3 separate regions of the Mus musculus genome follow, and all the other regions are linked to region 1. Evidence: chromatin loops called from intact Hi-C (ENCODE). Cell type or tissue: left cerebral cortex. All regions are shown on one strand. Region 1 overlaps Dock10 (dedicator of cytokinesis 10). Region 2 holds the start of Cul3 (cullin 3). Region 3 has its middle 41 kb from the start of Gm39667.

Region 1 (8,000 bases):
TTAAGCATATGAGTTCCAGTTAGGATACACACACAGTCACATACACACACAGACACAGACACATACACACACAGACACAGACACACAGGCACATAGACACAGACACACAGGCACATAGACACACAGGCACACAGACATATACACATACATTATATATATGCATGCATATACACACACATACACACATACACACACACACACACACACACACACACACACACACACACACATCTCCTAATTGATACCGGTTGATTAGGGCCTGGGGATGACAGAGGCAAGCCAGAAAGCACATGTGGAAGGCACCTTAACTCTCAAGACTGTATTTCTCTGTGACCCAGTATGAGCTGTGGTGTTATGTGGGCTATGTGTATGTCTGGCTCAATGTGGTTACCTGGAGACTAGGAATGTTTTAGGCTTTTCAGACTCTACCTAAACTGATTTTGGTCACTAGCTTATATTTCCCATTTCAGTGGTTCTAGCAAATCACATGTCCCAGCTATCCCCCTAAGAGAGAGTAAAGTACAATCCTACCACAAGTTTATGGACTGCAGAAATAGAATTTGTATGGATAGCCGCGACAGTCATCTAGATTCTGGTCTGTATTGATCCTAAATCATTCTAATATCCTATATTTAGAAATCCTCAGTGTGTTTAATTCCTCCCTAGAGGATTCTCCAGGCTCAGTCTCTGGTCCCTCTTTGGCTTTTGGTAGGCATTCAAAGCACAGAGTATGAATGGTTCAATTGCTATCCAAGAAACCCCACTCACAGCAGCAACTCGCCCACCTCTCAGGTACTTATGCCGCCCCCTCACTTCTAAGTAGCTGTAGGTGACCTTAAATGTCTCACCCTCCCGTCTCCACCTCCTGAGTGCTGGGAGTGCAGGTGTCACTGCCATGTCTGGATCAGTCAGGGCTGAGGGCATTTGCGCATGTCAGGTGAGTACCCTACCAACCCAACTCCCCAAAGGAAATCAAGTGCAAAGTAACTGTGTTTTTATTCATATTATCAACAGCAAAATACTTTTTGTAATTTCACATCCCATTGCTCTTAAAAGCACATATATTACAAATAAAGGTAGTCCACAAACTTTAGAGATTAGTATTTATCAACAGTTTTTACACATACACAAATATTTTAATATAACATCTGAAACGTTACCCATATAATTTTGGTACTTTCATAAGTATCAACTAAAAACATTCTTTGAAATGTGATAAAAACCATATATTTTACAATCTTCTATTTACATTGGAAATATGCTTAAATGTTATAAAAACATTCACTTTGACCTCTAAAATGCGTGTACAAGGACCTGGAATTGAACAAATTACACCCAAGAGCAAACTCAGTTTGCTTTTAAGCTGCACGTTCATTGGAATTTCAGAACAAATGTTTAGCGTGGCTTGATCAATACTACTTCAAGGAAACAAAGGAATCATAGAAAATGTGCAAATTCAGAGGCTGGCAAAATTCCCAAGCTAGCAAGGTAAACAAGATTAACACTGTAAAAACTTCAAATAAATTAAATCTATCTTTTTCTTCCCCGAGATTAGCTGCAAAACATTTAGAGAGTTCTCTGAGAGGTGCATCGGATGCTCCAGGGTTCCTCTCAAACCTCCGCACTGGATGAGATGGAGACCACAGGTACAGCCGCGGTCCCCTTGCTAGTTACACGTGTGGTGTAGGGTCGCTCCACTCCGCACTTTGCTGGGTCGTCCCTGCCCGTAATCTTAAAGCAAGACAGATACAATACATAGACATAAAAACAAATAGAGATCAGTTTTCATATTCTCAAACACAGAATTAAAACCCAGAACAGTGCCTCATTCCCAATGGGGTGTTAGTAAGTTTGGAAAATATCTTAGTCAAAGTGGTTCTGAAGAGTATTTTCTTCAAAGCCCATATGCTGGTTGCTATGGGGATGTTCAAAGTAGCTTCACCACACTCTGACTGTCAAGATATGAATTCATAAATGTTTAAGTGGTTACAAATGTATTTGATTAATTCCAGCATCTCAGTCAAAAAATTTATAATTTATATTGCTAACATCGACCCTAAGGGGGAAAACGTTGGAAAACTCACCTGAATGTTGGCATTAATGGGAGTACAAGCAAATCAATCTGACTTACCCGAAAATAATGTCAATATGTCTACATGACACGTTGTCAGCTGCATCACAATAGCCGTATGCAAACAGTAGCCACAGCCCTACAGAAACTGCAGGCCCATCCTGAAGTTTATCTTTGTACAAAAGGGATTTGGTATTTGTTTTCTGCTATGATTTCCTCACTAACCTCACACACTCTGATGTGCGGATGTCCTATCCCAGAGCGCTCAGCATCTGAGTGTCCCATGCTCGCCTTACACCCTTCCTCGGGTCAGGGTTACAAGATCCTGCATATTATGTGTCTAAAGTGTATTCGAGTCTGACAGCAAGCCCCGTTCACATCTCACTCTTCTGGCACTAGGACAGAATGGCTCTGCTCCTGCCTCTGTGTTTTAAGTTGGATCCCCATGGCCACAGCTGACTGGATTCTGCTGCCATCCTCACTCAGTTGAAACGCAGTTCCAAAAGAGCATCTTATATTTATGCTTCATTTGCATGCTTGTATGAGTTCCATTGGCCCCAGCCAAGGAAAGGTCTTCATGGATTTGGTTTGAGGCTGTTTATGAAACTGAATTTCTGGCTGCCTATTAAAGGAAGGGGTGCCTTGTCACTACCAATTCAAAGTACTTGTTTTCCACATCTCCATTTTACACACCAACATTTGGCTCTGTTTCTTCTGTTTTTATTTATTTATTTTTTTAAATGAGTGCATGGATGGGCATGCATGCACATGTGACACTTGCATGTGGAAGCTGGAAGACAGCCTGGGGGAGTCTGTTCCCTCTGTCTACCACGTGGGTCCCATCGGGCTTCAGGCAAGAGTCTTCAACCAACAAATCACCTCCCTGGCCTCTCCAGCTGTTCTCATCCTGTTTTTCTTTTTGAGAAAGGATCTCGTGTATCTCAGGCTGGTCTCAAACTTGCTGTGTAGTCGATGGAAATCCCAAACGGCTCCTGTTCTCCTGTATGCCCAAGTGCTGAGACCACAGGTATGTTAGAGGCATGATCCTGGTTCCTCTCGTAATGAGTGTTTCTCCCTAACAACATGGTTATTTCTTGGCCCTGGGGGGGGGGGGGAGTGCATATGGCGTAATTAACTTTGTGTTTCTGTTTCTATGGCAGTTGGTTCAAATTATTTCTGATTTTCCAAGCTAGGCTGGTAAGTTGTCTGTGCTTCTTCTTCTGTAGTACGCACGTTCACATTCAGACAAAGGAAAATACTCCATTATCAAGTCACCTGTGTGACAAGGACTAGCAGGAAAGTCACCTTTCTCTTCAACAGATGTGTTTCTTTTACTGAATAAGGACATTGGTGTAACCCTTCAGATTGCTCGCTTTGATTGGTTTTTCAGAAAGCAGAGAGCCAAATTTTCCTTCTCTTGTTAAAGGTTTCCTTTATAAAACAACCATTTTCTATTTCTCTCCTCTTCAACACCTGGCCTGTGTTTTTCTTTTATATTTTGAAGTATCATGAAAACATTTTGGGTCTTTGTTTTGAAAAATTGAAAGAGCTCAAAAATACATTTAGGAGAGGAAGGAGCATGAGTTTTCTTTTTGAAAGCTAAGCTGTCAACATGACGCGTTTTCAAGTGGCAATGAAGACGTAACAGTAGCTGAGCCACCAAAGCTGACTGGGGCACAGGGCTAGTGATGAGGAGAGGTGGGTGGACAGGAGGCTGCAGGACAGGATAGACGTACAAAGAGAAAGACGTACCACTTTTGCTCACAGTACTGAGGGAAATGCTAGACACAGAGGCGCAGAAGCTGTATAGACATGGACCACGACAGAGCTGCCAGGAAAAAAAAAAGAGAGAGAGAGAAAAATATTTTGCCAGATGGTTCAAGGCCAGGCGTGGCTTACAGTGAGAGACAAGTGTGGTTTCCCAGCATTTATATCCATTCTCCTCATTTAAATCTCAGATTTAATAATGTCTCCCATGTGTGCTCCACCAAAATGTTTAATTCCCACCACCTCTCAGAAATCCCGAGTTAACACAATCTCTGTTGGGAATCCTATCTACAGAGATTTATTCTTTCCATCATGTCAGCCTACCATTCCTTCCTCCTTGAGCTACTCTGGAGTGTTAAAAGGAGTGGGCAGAAGAAGACAGGGAAGAAGGAAAGCATCAGACATGTGATCCGGCATGCTGGAAAGTCCCAGCATTTGCCTTACTCTGTGGTGATAGTACTAGGTCATTAGGGGGAGGAGAGGGAACCGATATGAAACTAGTGATATCTCGTTACTGGGAAGGCTACAGATCACCACCCAAGTAGAGTGTGAGAGTTGATGGATGCTGCTAAGCAGGCTGGGGAAGTTCACTTGATGTTCAACTGCTTGCTTTTAGTGCCTCCAAAATACTGTCATTCTTGAATGGTCACAATTCATGCAAGCCATACAGAATACAGTGGATATATAACCAGGATCACGAACGACTTGATTATGGAGTAGAGTTTGTTATATATCATATATGATGTTATCAATGTATCTATCTATCTATCTATCTATCTATCTATCTATCTATCATCTATCTATCTATCTATCTAATCTACTAGCTATTATCTACCTATCTATCATCTATTATCTATCTCTCTATTTATTTATCTCTATCTATTTTTTCCCTTTTCTCATAGTTGCGGACCTCTGCTTGTGGTCCAGCATCTTCTAAGGAAGTTTCAAGGTTAAAGACCCATGGGAGCATGGGAAATCCTGAGGTTCACTCTGAGCATGGATATAGAAGCCCCTAGTGGCAAAAATGTGAAATGCCACCCCATATCTTCGGTATTAAGTTCCTCAAGGGACTGATGGAGTGGCAGCAGGCCTTAATGGGGGTTGGGGTGGGTTATCCACCTTGTACTTCTCAGTGTCTAACCAGACCTACACACTCTAGAGAGCCAGTACTCTGTATGGTTTGGGTAAATACCTGTAAAATTGTGGAAAGCCTTTCAGTTCTCATATTCTCTTTCTGTAGGTGTTTCTGTGCTTTGGGCCAAGGGCTGTTGTACACAGGGAGAGAGAAATTCAACACCACAGTGCTGATGTCAGGAACAGTGCACTAAGGAAAGACTCTGCAGTCCGCTAGCAATAGCCAGGAACTGCGGGTCACACCAGGGGAGGCTCACCTGCTCATTCATGATGGCAGACAGTTCACTGAGCATGTCCTTATAATGGGACCTCAGTTCTTCCTGGTACTCCAGCTGGTCTTCCTTGATGAGACGCTCATTCACATCAAGAGCCTGCCCACACGCATCTGCAAATTGCCTTTAACCACAACATTAAGCAAATTAAAATCCAGTCACAGGAACAGGCACTGGGTTCAGTGACTTTGGGTCCTAAGCCAGGTAGGTAGACTGCCGCCTTGAATGGTGTTCATGCCTTTCTGTATGAAGTAGGTAAAAGAGGAACATTCCAGTCTTACCTGAATATTTCCTTTAGTAGCTTAACTTGGTTGTCAGGATACTTCTTTGCATTAGTTTCTTCAAGAAAGGCTCGAGCATAAGCCATTGGCCCAGCATTGACCTATGGGAGAAGAGATTTGGCTGAGCCTGGTTCCTCTTCTTTATGAGTCGTTTCCATGGTAAGGAGAGGGTCAGTTTTCTAACCAGTCACATAGTACTCTGGCACCCTCACACTACACTGTAATCTACCACTTTGTATTCTTGCTGAAACTTGTTTTTCTAAGGGTCAATAAGCCACTAATTAGATGCGCTAGAGTTTGGCCTTTTTTGTTCCCCTTGTCAAATTCAGTCATGTGTCATCTTATGATGCTGCGACTTCTTTGCATTGAAACATCCCCACCCCCAAAGGAAGAGGTGGCTGGTGAGACTTAGAAAATAAACAAAACCTTGTTAAGTCCCAGAAAGCTGAAGAGCTTCACAAGATGCCTCCTGGAGGTTGTTCCTAAGCACAAACACTTGCAAGGAAGAAAGAGACCCTAACCTGCGGAGCAGACTAGCTGCAAGTTGAGCAGGGAGCTCCAGAGACTCAGTGTATGTGACTTGTCACCTGTGTTGGGGACATCTGAGTCATGCATGCTTCTGTGAGTAACTCCTCACGCACACTCCAGTAAGCAATCCAAGGAGCCTTACTGCTTGCCAAGTTGGGCTTTGATACGATCACTACTAGCTTTTACCATTGGGTCCCTGTCTGGGATGAACGGGTGTTTGAACGGTCCCCAGGAAATGTCACAACACACAGTCCCTCTTGTCTCCTGTTGCCTTCACCTACTTCTTGAGTGCCATTTCTAAAACAACTTGGAAAATGGGAGTCCTTTCTTTTAAATACTTTCACCGAAGTTAAATTTAGTAATTTTTGACATCCAGCGTTTGATTTTTTTTCTTCCATTAGCAGTAAAACAAACACATAATTGTTAGGAAAAGATACAACAGAGGTAGTGGTATGTGCACTGCCCCCTCCCCAGCACCCCCAACCCCACTGCCCAGCATTTCATGTTTCTCTGTGTGCCACTTGAAAGCCTTGCCAAGATCTGGGCCAAGGAAGCATTTATCAGAGTTGCTGAATAAATGCATAACTAAGCTATTTGTTTTTTCTTTTTCTCTTTCTTTTTCTTTTTCTGTTTGTTTTTCTTTTTCTTTCTCTTCCTCTTTCTTTTTCTCTTTCTCTTTTTTCTTTTTCTTTCTCTTCTTTCTTTTTTCTCTTTCTTTCTTTCTTTCTTTCTTTCTTTCTTTCTTTCTTTCTTTCTTTCTTTCTTTCTCCTCCTCCTCCTCCTCCTCCTCCTCCTCCTCCTCCTCCTCCTCCTCCTCCTCCTCCTCCTTTTCTTTTTTTTTTCTCTTCTCTTCTCATTTTATTTTGCAGTGCTGGAGGCTGAGCCCTGGACCTTGCCTATGATATGTATGTGCTCCACCACTGAGATACATCCCCTGCCCCCAGCTTTACAATACCAGCTTCTATTCCCATGCACGCGCATGAGTGAAGGGGTTCATTTCTCTTAGTGATATAACCCATTAATATGGGTATGGGTTTGGAAAGTGTGGTGATTAGCTTTAATTTTCAACCTCACAGTGAGAATCATCTGGCAAAAGGGTCTTAATGAAGGATTGCTTCCTCTGTGGGCTTTTCTGTCAGGATTATCTCCATATGTGAATTGACATGGGAAGACAGCCTACAGTGGGCGGCGCTATTCTCTAGGCAGGTGTTCCTGAAGTGTAGAGGAGAGAAATCAAGCTGAGCAAGCAAGCAAGTGAAGATGTGTGGGTTTGTTTCTCTCTGCTCCCGACTGTAGATGTGGTGTGACTGGCTGTGTGAAGTTTCTGCCTTGACTTCCTACAATGGCAGACTATCACTGGAATTGTACGCTGGAATAAATCCTGTCTTCCTGAGGTTGTTTTTTTGTCAAGGTATTTTATAATATCTTGAAAATATCAACATTTATTAATATTAATTATCAATCATTAATTATAAATTTAACAACTTATATAATTAATAATTTATAAATAGAAAATCAATATTAATATTAATAAAGCAGCAGCAGAAAGGAAACCATGATAGATGGGAGCTAATGTTGCATCCGAGTCAGATGCCCTTGGACACTGAGTTTTGTAGTACAGTGGGCATAGTCACTGGTGTTACATGCCCTTTGATTCTCCAGGCTCATCCTCCTCCCAACTCTGCCCAGGGCTGCTGACTTGTCTTGCCTTAATGCTCAGTATGAACATGTCTATTTATTTCAGTCTTTTTGAGCCAACCAGCGGGGCACAGAAAAGAGAAACGGGCAAGAGTTGAGCATATCAGCACCAGCATCAATGAGTCTTCCTTTTGGTACAGGTCAAACACGGCCGGGAAAGGCATTGCTGCTGGTCTGATTTTATCTAAGACTTTATGTTTCCTTCTTTCTCTTTTATTATTTTAAAAATCTGGTTTTGACATATTTATT
Region 2 (8,000 bases), 160 kb before region 1:
GCTAGCAACCATCTGCAACTCCAGTTCCAGTGGATCTGATGCCTTCCCCTGACATCCAAGGGCAACAGGCACATACATGATGCAGAGACATACAAGGAGGCAACAACACTCATGTACATAAAAAAATTTTAAAGATGAAAATTAATATTATGCTTTTTATTTCCTTTTTCTCTTTTGCTTTCTAATTTCTAAAGCAAGGAAACATTAACTGCTATTAAGTCGAAAGCATAAGTCTCAGTGTAAGCAACATTTTGATACACCTTCCTACATAATTTCTCTGTAAGAAACAGAGGATGAAAATAGATTTACAGTTAATTCCTGGCTTTGTGTGAATAAACTGTTATTCTCCTATATATACAGTCCAGATACTTCTCTGTACCAAGTACCTTCTCCAGGAAATAAACCTATCATGAAGATCAAAGATGTCCCTTAAATCTGGCAAATACTTTTGTAGCTAGAAATAGAAGAAACATCAACTATATACCCAAGTCCTCATCTCTTCATGCTCTAATGTCTGTCATGAATGATCTTAACATTTTTGTCTGTCACTTTGTAGGCACCATTTGCTGACCATGTTGCACAGGTGAAATTCATCTACAATCATGGAGATTACATCAAGAGTTGTCCCTGTTATGATTTAGCAAGCTGTATAAACTATGAACTGACATTACTTCTAGAACTCCATGGTAGCACTTTTAAGAGAACGGTCAGAAAGTAGAAGTGATTTTCAGTGTCTCCTAAATCTAAGGATAGCATTTTTATTCAAGAATCACATGTTCAATTCCAATCGAGCCTGTTAAAGCCCATGGGAACAAAAATTCTGGACAATACGACGAGGAATGGCTTTTCAGAGAAAGGTTAACTCAATGGACTATACAGAGCTGAGAATGTATGAATTAAAACATGTGGAAAAAGGAAAATATCTTTTCCAAAGGAATTACTTAGCTCAAATCCATACACAACCAAACTCCCTTCTTATTAATCTTCTGTAGCTCCAACTTATAGTTTGATAAGAATTTCAAAATATTATCAATAGGGGCTGGAGAGTGGTGCAGTGGTTAAAAGTGTCCCTTGCTCCAGCAGCAGACCAGAATTTTGGTTCCCAGCATTGGAATGGGTAGCTCACAAGGGCCTATAATTCCAGCTCCAGGGTATTTGACTCCACCCTCTGCAGGTACCTTCAGCATTCATATGTACAATTGAACACACGCGTAATTTAAAAATCTTCTTAAAATAATGACCAACAGAAAGATGTATAATAAGCTATACGCTACATAATGAAGGGAAGTCTAAAAATTAAGGGATTTTTTCTGACAACAGTTAAAAATACAGAAAAATTTGATCTTGTAAATAAATTTTGTAGGTTTAAACTGAGGGAGGGGAAAAAACTTAAAATATAAGTTAAGCTAATGTGGTGTAACTTTTATTCTGCTTAAAAATGTGAAAGCAAACTTAAAATATGCACTAAAAATGTAAGAGAACCTGATTTGGTAGAACTTTAATAAAGTACTTTTTTGATAAAGTACTCATCTATATATGAAATATATTCTGTAAGTTAACTTACCACTATTGTACAATGAAAAATCAAACAAGTCTAAACTTACTTCATTCCTTTTATACATCCATTTTATAAAAAACCTGAAATGAGCAACTGCCATTACTTATAGCTAACTACATATCCACATAGTATAACACATAACAGTTGTAGGAATACACACATGTAATAAACATAAATGGTATTTTTTGTGTATGAAATACTATGTATTTTAACTTCTAAGAATCCAAGTGGGTTGTACTTATATACAAGACATCTAATCTGAATGAAAGCAATTCTGACAGCCTAATGGACTCACTTCCCAGAACTCAATAAAATATCACTGGAGCATTATTTAGCCTCAACAATAGCCAATTATTTCAATGGGAACAACTTATGGTTATTTACTTATGAACTGGAAAACAAACAAAAAACAAAACAAAAATCTCAGTTTTAGTACTAGCCTATCACACACTAATACCATCTTCATTCAGCTAATGGTACAAAATTCTCTTCCTGCTTCTAATCCCTAATGCTAGCTCCAGAAACCACTGATCTTTTCCTTTTTCACATCTACTGCTAAGTCCTAAAGCTCTAGGAATAAACAGTGCCTGCATACAGTACTCAGTATATGGGGAGAGGAAAACAGGTTCAAGTAGAGAAACCTAGAGGTCAAAGAGCTGCAAACACAGATAAAGGTAGAACCGGTTACTCTGAAAAATATTAACTGGTCAAATATAAGCTCTTTCACATTTTACTAAACAACAAAGAAACAACAGAACCAAGAGTAAATATTTCCTAGAAAAATCAGTGTCATAGTTGATTAAAAAAAAATTAAAACATAAAAAACAACCATGTCTGAATTCGCTTAAAAAAAAAGAGGGAAGGATGTGGATTTGACAATCACTTGGGTGGTTGATTAGGTAGGGAAATTATTCAAGTTCATAAACCTGGCTCACTGTCCAATTACAAAGGAAAACATAATAGTTACCTTTATTGGCACTGTGTTTCTAGCATTTCTCACTTTCTGGTGTAATCTCTTATTTACTTAAAAAAATCGTTCATAATGCAATTATTATTAAAGTATCTCGTCCTCCTGATTATACCCTACATGTTAACATAGAGCCCATTTATTTACATAAAGGTGCAAGTTTTTACATGCTGACAATATGTCCCTTGCAAAGTCACAATTCTGCATCGCTTGTACACTTCTTTGGGATGAGGAATTCAGAGGCCCTCAAGTTCTCCAAGGCAAAGTTACTTAACTCAGACAATACTATCGTGGTCTTTCATTCCTCACAGCAAAGGGTACTTCAGGAAAAGCCTGTTCAAAAAGTGATGACAAAGGCCCCCTTCCCCTCCCACACGACAGAATGCTTATGAGTCTTAGAAGGGAAAAACAACCTCCCTCCGTTTTACTTTTACAATTCTGCTCCACTGATGGCTTGTCTATTTGACATTTACCTGTCACTGTAGCGACACGAGCAAGTACGTCCAGTTTGTTACAACAGGACATTTTAATTGCCTGCCACTGGCTATCTGATCGAGGCATGACATCCAAAGTTACATACTACTCCATCTACTAAACACCGCAAGCCTATGACTCAACGTAACGCCAAGAGGAAAAGTTTCTGAAGAGCAAATGTTTGCTGTCGCTAAAAACGTACAAGGTAAAACAAGTCTGAGTGGCAACTATTCTTGGGGACCTCCTTGACTAAGACACGGAAAAGCTGTGCCTGGCCCTCCAAGAAGTGGAGGGGCGATTCTGAACCGGAGTGGGTCAAGCGCTTAGGAAGCTTTGCAGGATCAAGGATGCTATAAATACTATGCTCCTAGTGTTTTGCCAGTGGGCATTTCTAGCATCTCTGTCAGTGAGTGGGGCAGTGGGATGGCAAGACCGCCCCTGACTACGGAGTCGAGCAGAGGTGGACAGTCCTCCCCACCGCCGTAAAAGCCGAGCCGGCTCCTTCTGGAAACCGCACGCTAAAAGTTACACACACGCCCCACGCGACGGGTGCGGCGGCCACAGCGCGCATCCCCTCAGGGCCGCGGCCCCCGAGGCCCGAGCGAAGGAGGCCCCGGGGCGGCCGGGGCGCGGGGAACGGCCCCGGAGGTGGCCGACCCGGCCCCGCGCCGCCCCGTTGCCGGGAAGCCTCGCGCTCCGCCACCGGCGGCGGCCGTGGGGGGAGGGGAGGCCGGCTGCGGCCTGTTGGCGGAGTTCAGCCCCGGCCTCGCGTGCGGCTCCGGGCCGCGGCTCCCGGTCCCGGGCGCCGAGGACCGACTCACCGGAAAGGCCCGGATCCGCATCTTGGTGTCCTTCCGGCTGCCCGTGCCTTTGCTCAGATTCGACATGGTGCTCGGCCCCTCCCCGGCGGCGGCGCTGACGGCGGCGGCGGCTGCGGCTCGCACTCGGAGGCGCCGGTGTCACATTGAAGGCGGGAGGGCAGCCGCGGGGCTCGGCGGGGGGCGGCGGCGCGGCCCCCGGGCTGGGCTGGGCGGCGGGCCGGCCCCTGGGCGGCCGCGGCGGCGGGGGCGGCGGCTCGGGCTCGGGCGGCTCGGGCTCGGCCGGGGGCTGCGCTGGCGCGGCGGCTCCGCGGGCTTCCCCTCGCGCCGGGCTCGGCTCCCTTTATCGCGCTCCTCCGCGATGGCGGCGGCGGCGGCGACGGACAAACATCTCACTGCGCAGGCCGAACGTCCTCCTCCTCCTTCTCCTCCTCCGCCTCAGCGAGACGAGATCCGGCCCAGAGGGTGGAGGGGGGAGGAGGGAGGGAGGAGAGCGGAGAGTGGAGAGATGGGGGAGGGGGCGGGAGGACGGGAGGGGAGGCGGGAGGCCGCGGCGGGCACGTCAGATCTCGCGAGATCGGGGCGGGCGCGCGGTCGGGGGCGGGGTGGGGCGAAGCCCGGGAAGGGAGGGCGCAGGGAGAAGTGGGGTCTGAACGTGGTGGGGAGGGGGGAGAGGGGTGGATTAAGGAATGGGCGTAGTCAGCGCCCTGGGGGGCGGGGCCTGGTGCAGGAGACGTAGGCTGCGTTTTCAAAAGAGGAGCGTCGGAGACCCCAGTAGGCTGAGGTGGCTTCTGATTGGTGGAGCGCGAAGGTGGTGGGTCACGTGGGTAGTGGGCGGGGGAATTTCCGGAAGGGGGAGAGGGGAGTGTTGTGTTGTGGGCTGGCGGGGCTGAGCTTGGCCCTAGTAGGTAGGTAGTCCTGGGAAAGGGCGTGGGGTGCGAGGAGGAAGGTTCTACGTCCTAGAACTGCTCCTGTGTTTTTCTAGGGCACGTGGCCTAGGGATGGGTACTTGAGCCCAGCCAGAAACTTGAAAGCAGGGTTTGTGCTTGAGTTACCTGCAGACTGCGAAACCAGTGTCCTGTTTTTAGCTAGGTGTTGCAGCGCCTCAGAATCAACCCGGCCTTCTTACACTGTACAAGCTCCTGGGTTTGTTCATTAGTTGATACCTTCTGGAGGATCCAGAGCCCACTAATGTTAAAACCCGGTTTTTGTTTGTGCCGAAATAAAACAAATGCCTAATATACTACAATATTGTGTTAAACATACGACCATTTCCAAGAACAGTATAGATCATTAAAACCAAAAGCACTGTGAAATTAAGTTTGCTGTAGGTTTGGAGACATTTTTCTATTTGTTCGGGGACTCTTATCCTATAGTCGAAATGTCCAATTCGACTGCTTTTGGCTTCTAATTCAGTATGAATCCTACATCTACCTTGCATACTTGCTCATTTGCTGTTTCCAACGCCCCTGGGAAATCTGAGATTCTCCCAGTTTTGGATCTTCCCATTTTGAGTGAACTGTTGTTGGGATTAGCACCTACAATTGAAATTGGTGGCCCATGACCTTAATCCCAGCATTTGGGAAGCAGAGGCAGGTGGATTTCTGAGTTCGAGGCCAGCCTGGTCTACAGAGTGAGTTCCAGGACAGCCAGGGCTACACAGAGAAACCCTGTCTTGAACACCCTTCACACACCCCCGCCCTCCAAAAGGGAAAACTTGATAAAGCTTGTTTATTTATGGTTGAATTGACCCTAAATTATTTGTAATGACTAAGCTTAGAGAGTTAAGCTAAAAATAAAATATCAAGAATGGGTTAAGTAAAACAAGGAAGGGCTCTGATGAATATAGTGAGTGATGCATAGTTGTTTATAACTAGTATGCTAATTGATTGCCATTTCCATAATTATCAGGATATAAAACCTTTTTCTATTGGCTGTCCTATCATATGGCTCTATTTCTTATTACAATATACATTTTAAGCCATTGGCTTTAATCTAAGCTCTGCCACTTTATCAGCTTTCCCGAAAGAACTGCATGTTCTCTCTCATGAGAAAAAGCCAATAGTATTTGTAATATGCAGTCAAAGATGCATGTGGGTATGGAGAAAGAAGCAACCCTGGATATAAGAATATCAGGAAGGACTGACTTGACTGCAGGTAATGCACACAGTTATGAAGGAGGATTTAAAAATCTTATTTTTAGTTATAATGCTGTCATGGATCTTGTTTTGGTTTTTTTGTTTTGTTTTGTTTTTTGTTTTGTTGCTTTTGGTGGTGAATAAGTGCGTGAATAGTAAAAGTGTAAAATTGTAATGTGACACTCCACAGCTTCCTTTCTAAATGCCATGTTCCAGGTGTTTCAGAAGTTCATGGAGTCTTATGAAGGTGATGCTTTATTTGCAAGTTTTTTAAAAAATAACAAAAACTATTCTACATTGAAAGGTTTAGCCTTATGAAAATCAGTGCATTGCCCTAATCTTTCTCGTTTTTCCATGAACTTGGGAAACCACCCAAAGCCAGAATAGAGGAATTAACTACCTTATGACCTATTGCTATTCACTTGCAAAACTATATAGCTATTTTCATTTGTTTTACAAACACAGATTTCCATGTTTGTGTTACTTAAGCAAAATTTAAATGCATTTAAAAGAATCACTATCAACTGTTTGGATTTTAACCACCAAAAAACTACCAAAAAATGCTTCAAAATTAATCTCATTGAGAAATTTGCTGATTTGTCCATTCATTTGTTTAATCAAATATTTACTAAATTGCTAGTATAGATGTGAAGTACTAGAATAAATGAATGAGTTGAGACCCACCATCATAGAACATAAAAGTCCTTTTCTATATCACAAAATTAGGAACCACAGTCCCAAGTTGAACTAAGCAATAATTTTCTGTGTGCTTCACCTCAGAAATCAGAGATTTGTTTTCTTTCTTAGGGAAGCAGCATCCTCAAAAATATATATGAAAAGACCTCTATGTCAGTAGACTATTCTTTGCCCCATGGTGGTCCCTCACTTCCAATGAAGATGACCTTTCAGATAATTATCTTTTGTGCAAGCAGCCACCTTCCTAGCAGAGCAAGCACAGTGCAATGAAAACACACTAGATCTTGCATGCCTGACAGTTATTATTCCTACTCTTGCTGACAGTGTCCTGACACAGGGAAACAGTGGCCTCAGTTCCATTATCCAGAGGAGGACATGCAGTCAGGCAGGTCAGGTCAGGCAGCTGGGTGAGCCAGCCCCTCATCTAAGTCCCAGACTGTAAAAAGCACCATAAGGTATGAAGAGCCTATGAAAGGGAATAGCAGCCACTTCTTGGCCATGAGTCTCTAGGTATCCAGGAAACCAAGCCATTGTAATCACTGCTGCAGACTCACGTGTTTGATTGTAAAGATAGTAGTTATTAAATCAGCTTACAGCCTAGCAATTCAATTAGAATTTTATGGTTTTGAATGGACCAAGACCATGAGAAGGGAAGTTCTATGCTTTTCAGATTAGAAAGACAAATAGAGAGTCCCAACTCCTTCATGACGGAGCTAGTTCTTACTTCTTTGTCTCCTTATAACTATTTCAGGTCAAAAGTTGTTCAGATGCCTGGTAACTGTGTGTTTACATCAAATTGTAAGATGCCATGTAATCAGAGGGAAATCAGAATAAACTGACAAATTAGCAAACCAACCACTAAAAATTGACTATAAAGACTTTACTGTCTACCTTTTCTTTTTATGTCCTGAGACAAGAAGTATGACACCTATGAGAGGACAAAATAAAGTTAGCAGTTTGAACTAAAGAAAAATCCACATACCTAATCACTTCATAAAAACACATCCCCTTCTCCATCATACTTTCATGCTAAATATAATCTGGTGGACAATTCTAGAAACTTCATCATTGACGTAGACAGTGTTCTGTTTATTCCACCAAGTGAATCTTTTGTGAATAAAACATAAACACACACACACACACACACACACATATATATATATATATATATATATATATCTTGGCAGAATATAAATTCTCAGTTATTGGCATTGCACCCATATGTTTTTTTAATTACTTATTAGCCATAATGTGTGTGTGTGTGTGTGAAGATCAAAGTAGGACTGAGTGACACAGTTCTTTCCTTCACCTTCATGTGGATTCTGGGGTTTGAACTCAGGTTAGCAGGT
Region 3 (8,000 bases), 120 kb before region 1:
ACACCTTTAACCCCAGAACTCGGGAGACAGAGGCTGGCAGATTTCTATGTTCTATGTCAGCCCGGTCTACAGAGTTCCAGGTCAGAGCCTGGTCTACAGAGTTCCAGGACAGCCAGAGCTACATAGAGAAACCCTGTCTCGAAAAAACAAAAAAACAAACAAACAAAAAAACCCAGAACAGTTGCCTTGAGCCAGGCAGTGGTGGCTCATGCCTTTAATCCCAGCACTTGGGAGGCAGAGGCAGGTTAATTTCTGAGTTCGTGAAGGCCAGCCTGGTCTACAGAGTGAGTTCTAGGACAGCCAGTACTATACAGAGAAATGAGAGAGAACCGGGTGTGGTGGCACACGCCTTTAGTCCCAGCACTTGGGAGGCAGAGGCAGGTGGATTTCTGAGTTCGAGGCCAGCCTGGTCTACAAAGTGAGTTCCAGGACAGCTAGGACTATACAGAGAAACCCTGTCTCAAAAAATAAAAGAAAGAAAGAAAGAAAGAAAGAAAGAAAGAAAGAAAGAAAGAAAGGAAGGAAGGAAGGAAGGAAGGAAGGAAGGAAGGAAGAAAGAAAGAAAGAAAGAAAGAAAGAAAGAAAGAAAGAAAGAAATGAGAGAGAGAAGATGGAGAAGAGGATCCCAGACAAGACAGTCCTGCAAGTCTCAGCACCTGAGACTTGCATGATTTGAGTCCCCCCTCCCCCCCAGGAAAGTAAGGTAGGATGTCTTAATCACAGAGAGGTTGACAAAATTGGAGCCTTGCCATAAGAATACAGTGGCTGGTTCCTGCCCTATCTGCTTGTACTTCCTATCCAATGCTATTTTGGAATAAACCCAAAACCCTGGTAGTAAACACCTGTTTTAGGGTTACAAATTCAGGAGCCTTTAGGGGGCCACAGAAATTGTTCAAATATTAGATGCAGGCAAGTATAGGGATAAAGACTTTTATATTAAAAATAAAGTTCATTGTGTTGATTCTAGCTGCCTATGACTTATAAGGTTGGGCTTAACTCTCCAAGAAGCCCTATGTAAGTCATTTCAGCCAGAGACTTATGGGTAATGCCTTAAAGAGGTGTATGGGGGCGGGGGTGGGGGGGACGGTGGCTCTCTACTTAGCTACTTCGAATTTAGACAGGCTATCATGAAGGATGATGGATGTCCAGAAGAGGCATCGTTTTGAGCAGGAATAGCACAGCCACACTAAGAGAGCACACTAGTGTAACTCATGGGTTTGAAAACAATTCATTTGTATTAGATAAAATGTAACTCTGTCTTATGGCTATGCAGCAGAAGATGAATATAATACAAAAAACACTTAAAGTAGTAGAGCCACCCTGATGAGGAATCTTAGATTCTAAAATGACTGAAGCCTACAAATGCCTCACATTCTTATCTGTAGACCAAGATCATCCTTAGCCTGTTCAAGGCTATGCAGTGAAACTGCCTGAACTTTAAGGCTGTAGAAAGAAAACCTACTGATTTACTAGGCATTTCCTAAAGTCGTTGGCTTTCCTAGGAGTCAGACAATTACTCTTAAATCCTTGTTTCTCCACTCTAATGCCAGGCATGTCTGCCTTTAGGTTTATTAAAAATTGTTTTTTTTTTTTTTTTGTTAACTACAATTGAACTGAAAACAATAATGCCCAGGTTTAATACCTCTGCCCCAGCGTTTGATAGGCTGATGTATAAATTTACAATTCAATGCAGGAACACATCCATCATTCACCAGAGTTGGGGAGACTTGTCCCCCGCTAAGAAGCTATGCATTATTAGTTAATCTCTTCACACATGGTCTAGCATACTCATTTATTCATAAGCAAACTTCATACACAACTAACACATGTCACAGTAAGCACTTGATGCTTTCTCCATGGCAAATTGAAAGTTCTTTTAAAGAACATGTGAAACAAGTGGGAAGCCGAGGCTAGCCTGCGCTGCTTCAGTGGTGTTGAATAGTGAGGTGCATGGAGCAAATGTTTACCCAGCCCTAGTATGCTTTTCAGGGGGTTCCATGTATTAGCCAGGGTTCTCTAGAGTCACAAAACTTATGGGTATTCTCTATATAGTAAGGAAATTTGTTGATGACTTACAGTCTGTAGTCCAACTCCCAACACTAGTCAGCAGCAGCTGCGAACAGAAGTCCAAGGATCTAGCAGTCGCTCAGTCCCACCAGGCAAGCAGGCCAAGAGAGAGAATGAATATTCCTTCTTCCAATGTCCTTATATAGCTCTCCAACAGAATGTGGTCTCGATTAAAGGTTCGTGCCACCACGCTTTTAATCCCAGATGACCTTGAACTCAGAGATCTCCCTGTCTTAATCTTCTGGAATTCATAGCCACTATGCCTCAAGATCTCCATGCCAAGATCCAGGTCAGAAACCTGTATCTCCCAGCCTCCAGATTAGGATCACTGGTGAGCCTTCCAATTCTGGATTGTAGTTCATTCCAGATATAGTCAAGTTGACAACCAGGAATAGCCACTACAGGCCACTTTGAAGAACTGGAGAACAACAGGACCTGGGGCTCTGGGGTTTTCTGAAGTTATATGTTTCTGTTTCTAGTATGTATTAGTGTTCATATCCATAGGACATTTACATGTTATACACACACACACACACACACACACACACACACCCCTAAACAGATATAAGAAATTGGCTCATGTGGTTAACGAAGCTGACAAGTTCTGGGGTCTGCTGGGAAAGTCGGCACACTGGAGACCGGGTAGAGCTGATACAGTCTTTATGCTGAGAACAGTAGACTAGAAACCCAAGTGAGTCAATGTTTTGGATGTCGATGCTCCAGTTAAGAGTCTATGGAGGAAGAATTCTTTCTTACCCCAAGGAGGGTCAGTCAGCCATTTGCTGGGGTTGCAATGCTTTTATTTGTACACACAACAGACTAAACTTTTTTGTTTTCTAAGAAAATAGAGATCTTACTAATGTAAGTAACTGCATAAACAAAAATATTCAGCTTTCTTAAGAAAAAAAAAACTTAGTCATCTGCTGTTTGCATGCAATGTCCTAATTACAAATTATTTTTAAAATCTCATTATAAAATGGAAAAAAAAGGAGCATTTTTCTAAAAGCATTATGTTATTTAGGCTGAGTCCCTTATGGTCACCAAAAGCTGAAAAAGGAAAAAGCTAGTTAAACAGTAGAAATGACTTAACAAATCTCTGGCTTCTAAAGGATGTTCTCTGAACTGCCCGTGGGCGTCCACTGTGTTCGGATCAAGCTTTCTAAACTTTCATGGAATGGAAGCAGGGCTTATTTAGGGGGAGCACACCATTTTGCAAAAGTGAATTGCGGTAGTGACAGAGTTTTTATTTGCAAGCGACTTCTTTCTTCCCTTGTAAAAAGATCTCATCTTTGATGTGTCTTTAAGAAAGTCAGAAAACACAGATGAACCTGAGAAAGCTAATACTGTCCACCACATCTAGGAGACACCTGACAGTCTTTCGATGATTTATCTTAAGAGGATCCTTGGTCCTGTGAAGGCTCTGTGCCCCAGCAGAGGAGAATGCCAGGGCCAGAAAGCAGGAAGGAGTCGGTGGGTTGGGGAACAGGGGGAGGGAGGAGGGGATAGGGGATTTTCGGAGGGGAAACTAGGAAAGGGGATAACATTTGAAATGTAAATAAAGAAAATATCTAATAAAAAGAAAAAAGAAGCTGGGCATGGTCGCGTATGCCTTTAATCCCAGCACTCAGGAGGTAGAGGCAGGCAGATTTCTGGGTAAAAAAAAAAAAAAAAAAAAAAAAAACGCAGGAAAAAAAAGTGTGAAAAAGTGTGGTTTTTCTTTTCCGTTGATTCTGCACAGGAAGCTCTGGTTCTCACACTTGCAAACAGTCATTTCCCTAACTGAGCTATGTCCAGCCCCCTGCTGTCTTTTAAATACCAGTTGTTAAGGAGCTGAATAGGGCAACCCTTAAGCACTAAAAAGAGAGATTTCTTTGTTTATGAAAAACAAATGAACAAAAACAATTATTATATTCTCAGGAAAATATCTCTAAACTGGAAACAAGTGACTCACAAATGATGACAAGAGTTAAATGTTTACATGTTATATTTGCGTTTTATAGCTAAAACTCTCTTTATGATGCACATGCCTATGGGTATGTTTTGAAGGTGTTGTAGCTAGTGTTGCCATCTCTGTTCAGAACCTTTTTGGCACCCTGTAGCAATTAGCAGCAATTTCATGGGTTCCTTCCCAGGTCCTGATAACTACCAATTGAATGTCTTTCTCTGGATACTGACCTATTCCTGCAGTTTATATAAGTGGTAGTACACAACCATGGCTTTTCTGCTCCAGCATGTCTCTCTTTAAAAAAAAAAATCTAATTTTTTTATTAGGTATTTTCTTCATTTACAAATGCTATCCCAAAAGTCCCCCATACGCCCCCCCCCCACTCCTCTACCCACCCACTCCCACTTCTTGGCCCTGGCGTTCCCCTGTACTGGGGCATATAAAGTTTGCTAGACCAAGGGGCCTCTCTTTCCAAAGATGGCCGACTAGGCAATCTTCTGCTACATATGCAGCTAGAGACACAAGCTCCGGGGGTACTGGTTAGTTCATATTGTTGTTCCTCCTATAGGGCTGCAGACCCCTTTAGCTCCTTGGGTACTTTCTCTAGCTCCTCCATTGGGGGCCCTGTGTTCCATCCAATAGCTGACTGTGAGCATCCAATTCTGTGTTTGCTAGGTCCCGGCATAGCCTCACAAGAGACAGCTATATCTGGGTCCTTTCAGCAAAATCTTGCTGGCGTATGCTATGGTGTCAGCGTTTGGAGGCTGATTATGGGATGGATCCCCAGGTGTGGCAGTCTCTAGATGGTCCATCCTTTCGTCTCAGCTCCAGCATGTCTCTTAGGGTAATGTTCTCATTTCATTTAGCCTGGCACACACCTTTAATCCCAGCACTCAGGAGGCAAAGGCAGGCAGATTTCTGAGTTCAAGGCCAGCCTGGTCTACAGAGTAAGCTCCAGGACAGCCAGGGCTATACAGAGAAATCCTGTCTTGGGGGGGGGGGGGGAGGGAAAGAAAAAGAAAAAAAAAAAATCAAGTTTCATCTATGTAGCAACAAATCAGCTCTCCCTTCCTTTTTATGTTTAGATAATATTCTGAAGTGTTACATTTTACTCATACATTCAGCAGTCGATTCTTTCTACTCTCCAGATGTTACAAATAATACAGCCAAAACAGTTTACAAGGTTTCTTTGTTCATTAGTTTGTTTGTATAAAGTGTCTTAGTATTTGTGATGTACTTTCAAACCTCTTGTCTCACTGGCCCTCACAAATACTGTGTGGAACAAGACAGTCTCATTTATTTTATTTTATTTTATTTTATTTTTTTCAATCTGACATGATTCTTTCAAACCGGCTATCTCAGTTGTTTTATTGTTGCCCCTCCTCCCACACAGTGCGACAAAGGACATCAAGAGCACCAGAAGGAGGGCGTCAGAAAGCCTCTGGGGACAGGAATCTCCCTGCGTTGCAGACACTTCTCCAAGAACTGCTTGAGACGTATGAAAGAGCCCATCTGTCCTGAGCTCGTGATGGCCTCAATTCTGGGCAAGTAGTCCTCTTGGATGAAAAGTATCATCTTCCAGAACTGGACCTGGTTCTGCTTCATGAGGGCGTTCCCACACACCTCCAAAAAGTCAAACAGGAGAGTGGCTGTTACACCTGAGAGAGGCTCCATGTTTAAGATCTGTGCCAACCAGCGCCAGCCATGATTTAAGCCATGAGGATGAACCTCCTGCCGGTTTGCATATGGCCACTGGAGCTGGATGATGGCGGCATACAAACGGATCATCCCAGACATGCGTTTCAGAAAGCTTTCCTGCCGCTCAACCTTGGAATCCACAACTTGATAGCCAAGCATCCGTTGATAATCCTCCAAAGCCATCCCTTCCTTGAAAGCTGGGTAGAAAGGAACGGAGTATGGACACTTCTTGTGGAGATGAGCAAGAATGAGGTCTCCCACTTTGGGGTGGAGCATCCAGATACCAGAAGCCACCGCCGCAATGGGGAATGCCGCTTCGTGGTGAGAGGCCACTTCCTTCTCCCCTTGTTTCACAAATTTCTCTGCCAGTTTGTACTGGACAAAGTCCAGCCCCTGAGGGTTAAGAGTGACAGACACGGAACGCCCTCCAGATTGGACAGGCTTTCCCGAGAGCAGACTGTGGAGCTTATCAAAGACCTCCTTCAGCTTTGAACCTGAGATGCCGGAGATCTGGCTCACTGGAATGGTGGCTGCCTTCCGCAAATCCGTCCTTATCTTTTTCGTCTGACTGTCCTTGCTGCTGGTCAGGTCCTCAAAGGCCAACACACATTTGGCGGAAGCATCCTGAAGTTGCTGGTACCACTGCAGTGTACTATCTTGTACCTTCCCCTGCAGGTCTTCATTCTGCGAACCTGTTGGGCTTGGGCTGGGTGCAGAGCTCTGGGTGGGAACTCCTGGCCCCTGCTGCATCTGTGACTCCTGCCGCTTGACTTGGGCCTCTTCCTCCTCGTTCTTCTTCTTCACTTCAGAGGCTCTGGTGATCTCCTGCTCCAAACTCAAGAGGAGGTCCTGCATTTCCTGCAGGGCCAGCTCGGCCTCAGCTTGGTTCTCGGCCGTGGGAATGCCACTCTCCAAAGTGCTGCAAATGATGCCGGAGATGACGCTACACAGCTGGTTGCCCTGGGTCTGGAAGGCAGCCAGGTCCACATTCAGCAGGTCTTTGTGTTGACTGGAGGCATCCAGCTGCTGATTGAGCTGCAGGACCTCCTCTTGCAGGGTGTACAGGCTGCGCAGACGGGCCTGGCCTTCCTCCTTTCGAAGCTGCTCCTGCTCTGCCTGCTTCTCACGCTGCCGCTGCTCTGCCTCTTGAAGCATTAGCTTGAGAATCTTGGCTCTGTGGTGATGCTCAGCTTTCAGCTTCTCCTGATGACCCAGGGCTTCTCTGATACTCTTCTCCATCACTTCCTCTAAGTCCCGTAACTCCTTATTCATCTTCAACTCCTTCAGCTCGTCAAACTTCTTTAGCTGTTCGGATGCCATCTCTGAGAAGGCTTGCACCTTCCTTTCTTGCTCCTCCTGCCACTTCGTCAGGCCCTCTGTTGCTCTTATTCCAGATGCCGATTCGAACATTCGGATACAACCTTCCACTTTGATCGCTGGAGAGGACTGAAGTGCAATAGGTTCTGTGAACCGGGAGTCATGTGTGTTCTGGGTTCCATTCGATGTTGAGGGTGAGAGTGATTGTAGGGTACTTCTGACAGGAGACTTGAGTAGTGAGGATTGGTACAGGCCTGAAGCAGATCCAGAGGATGATGGGTTATCCGAGGAAGGACCATTCTCTTGAGTGTGGCGTAAGGTGTTGGGTAGAATGTGATCTACCACCCATCCAGAGTAAGAAGATAGTTTGGGGAGAGATCTGCATTCTTCCAAAACATCCTGGTTGTAGTGCAGACGGCCTTTGCTGGAGTTGCGGAGCGCCTTCAGGGTTTCCCAGCTGTGACCATCGGACGGCCTTGACCTGGGGAGCACCATCTTCTCTGAAGGAGGACTAAGACACGAGAGAAAGAGGATTCTTTCTTTCTGAGATAGGGTTTTTCTGTGTATTCGCAGCTACACTGGGACTCTTTCTAGACCAGGTTGGCCTAGATCAGATATCTGCTTTCCTCTACCTCCCTAGTGTAAGGCAGCAAGGAGAGACTACTGTGTCTCACCCTGGGCAGAGCTTGAGTATATATACATTTCCCCAAAGCCCCGCCTCCACAGTGACACACCTCTAATCCAACAAGGCCACACCTCCCCATAGAACCACACCCTACTCCAAGCATAATTCAATCACCACACCAAACAAACAAACAAACAAACAAACAAAAGAATAATCCTTACCGAATACTGGGTTTCTAAGGTAATGAGACACAAAAAAGAGGCTACAGAACACAATGTTAAAATAATGAATGTGAGAAATCAAAAGGCATAGACCAAAACCTGGGATGTAGGATTGAAAGAAAGGGAT

What was found. Hi-C counts contacts between places; a loop is a spot of excess contacts. Peaks named below come from ENCODE experiments on the same cell type or tissue, not always from the same donor. Only the 100,000 strongest peaks of a DNase experiment are listed, where the experiment ranks them.
Region 2: a loop joins it to region 1, with 2.1 times the contacts of the local background. A loop is called at or near these places in 2 of 42 quality-filtered maps.
Region 3: a loop joins it to region 1, with 2.4 times the contacts of the local background. A loop is called at or near these places in 3 of 42 quality-filtered maps.

What each region holds. Positions count from the first base shown.
Region 1 is chr1:80,500,096-80,508,095 of GRCm38, forward strand. It overlaps Dock10 (dedicator of cytokinesis 10), which reads right to left. Exons shown (of 56, transcript NM_175291.4): 54 at 5,526-5,626; 55 at 5,230-5,368; 56 at 973-1,731. The coding sequence ends at 1,612. Among named protein-coding and RNA genes, the nearest start is that of 1700016L21Rik, 58 kb to the left of the region's middle. In left cerebral cortex, a CTCF peak has its summit at 4,852; DNase peaks (open chromatin) are centred at 687, 1,883, 4,030, 5,035 and 1 more place.
Region 2 is chr1:80,336,426-80,344,425 of GRCm38, forward strand. Cul3 (cullin 3) reads right to left here and starts at 4,265. Exons shown (of 16, transcript NM_016716.5): 1 at 3,821-4,265. The coding sequence starts at 3,886. Gm39667 (a long non-coding RNA gene) reads left to right here and starts at 4,488. Exons shown (of 2, transcript XR_865570.2): 1 at 4,488-4,725; 2 at 4,803-8,000. In left cerebral cortex, no CTCF peak of the experiment used is centred here; DNase peaks (open chromatin) are centred at 3,172, 3,386, 3,904, 4,274 and 2 more places; H3K4me3 peaks cover 3,050 bases; H3K27ac peaks cover 2,130 bases.
Region 3 is chr1:80,377,685-80,385,684 of GRCm38, forward strand. It overlaps the pseudogene Gm6189. Among named protein-coding and RNA genes, the nearest start is that of Gm39667, 41 kb to the left of the region's middle. In left cerebral cortex, no CTCF peak of the experiment used is centred here; DNase peaks (open chromatin) are centred at 3,224 and 6,691.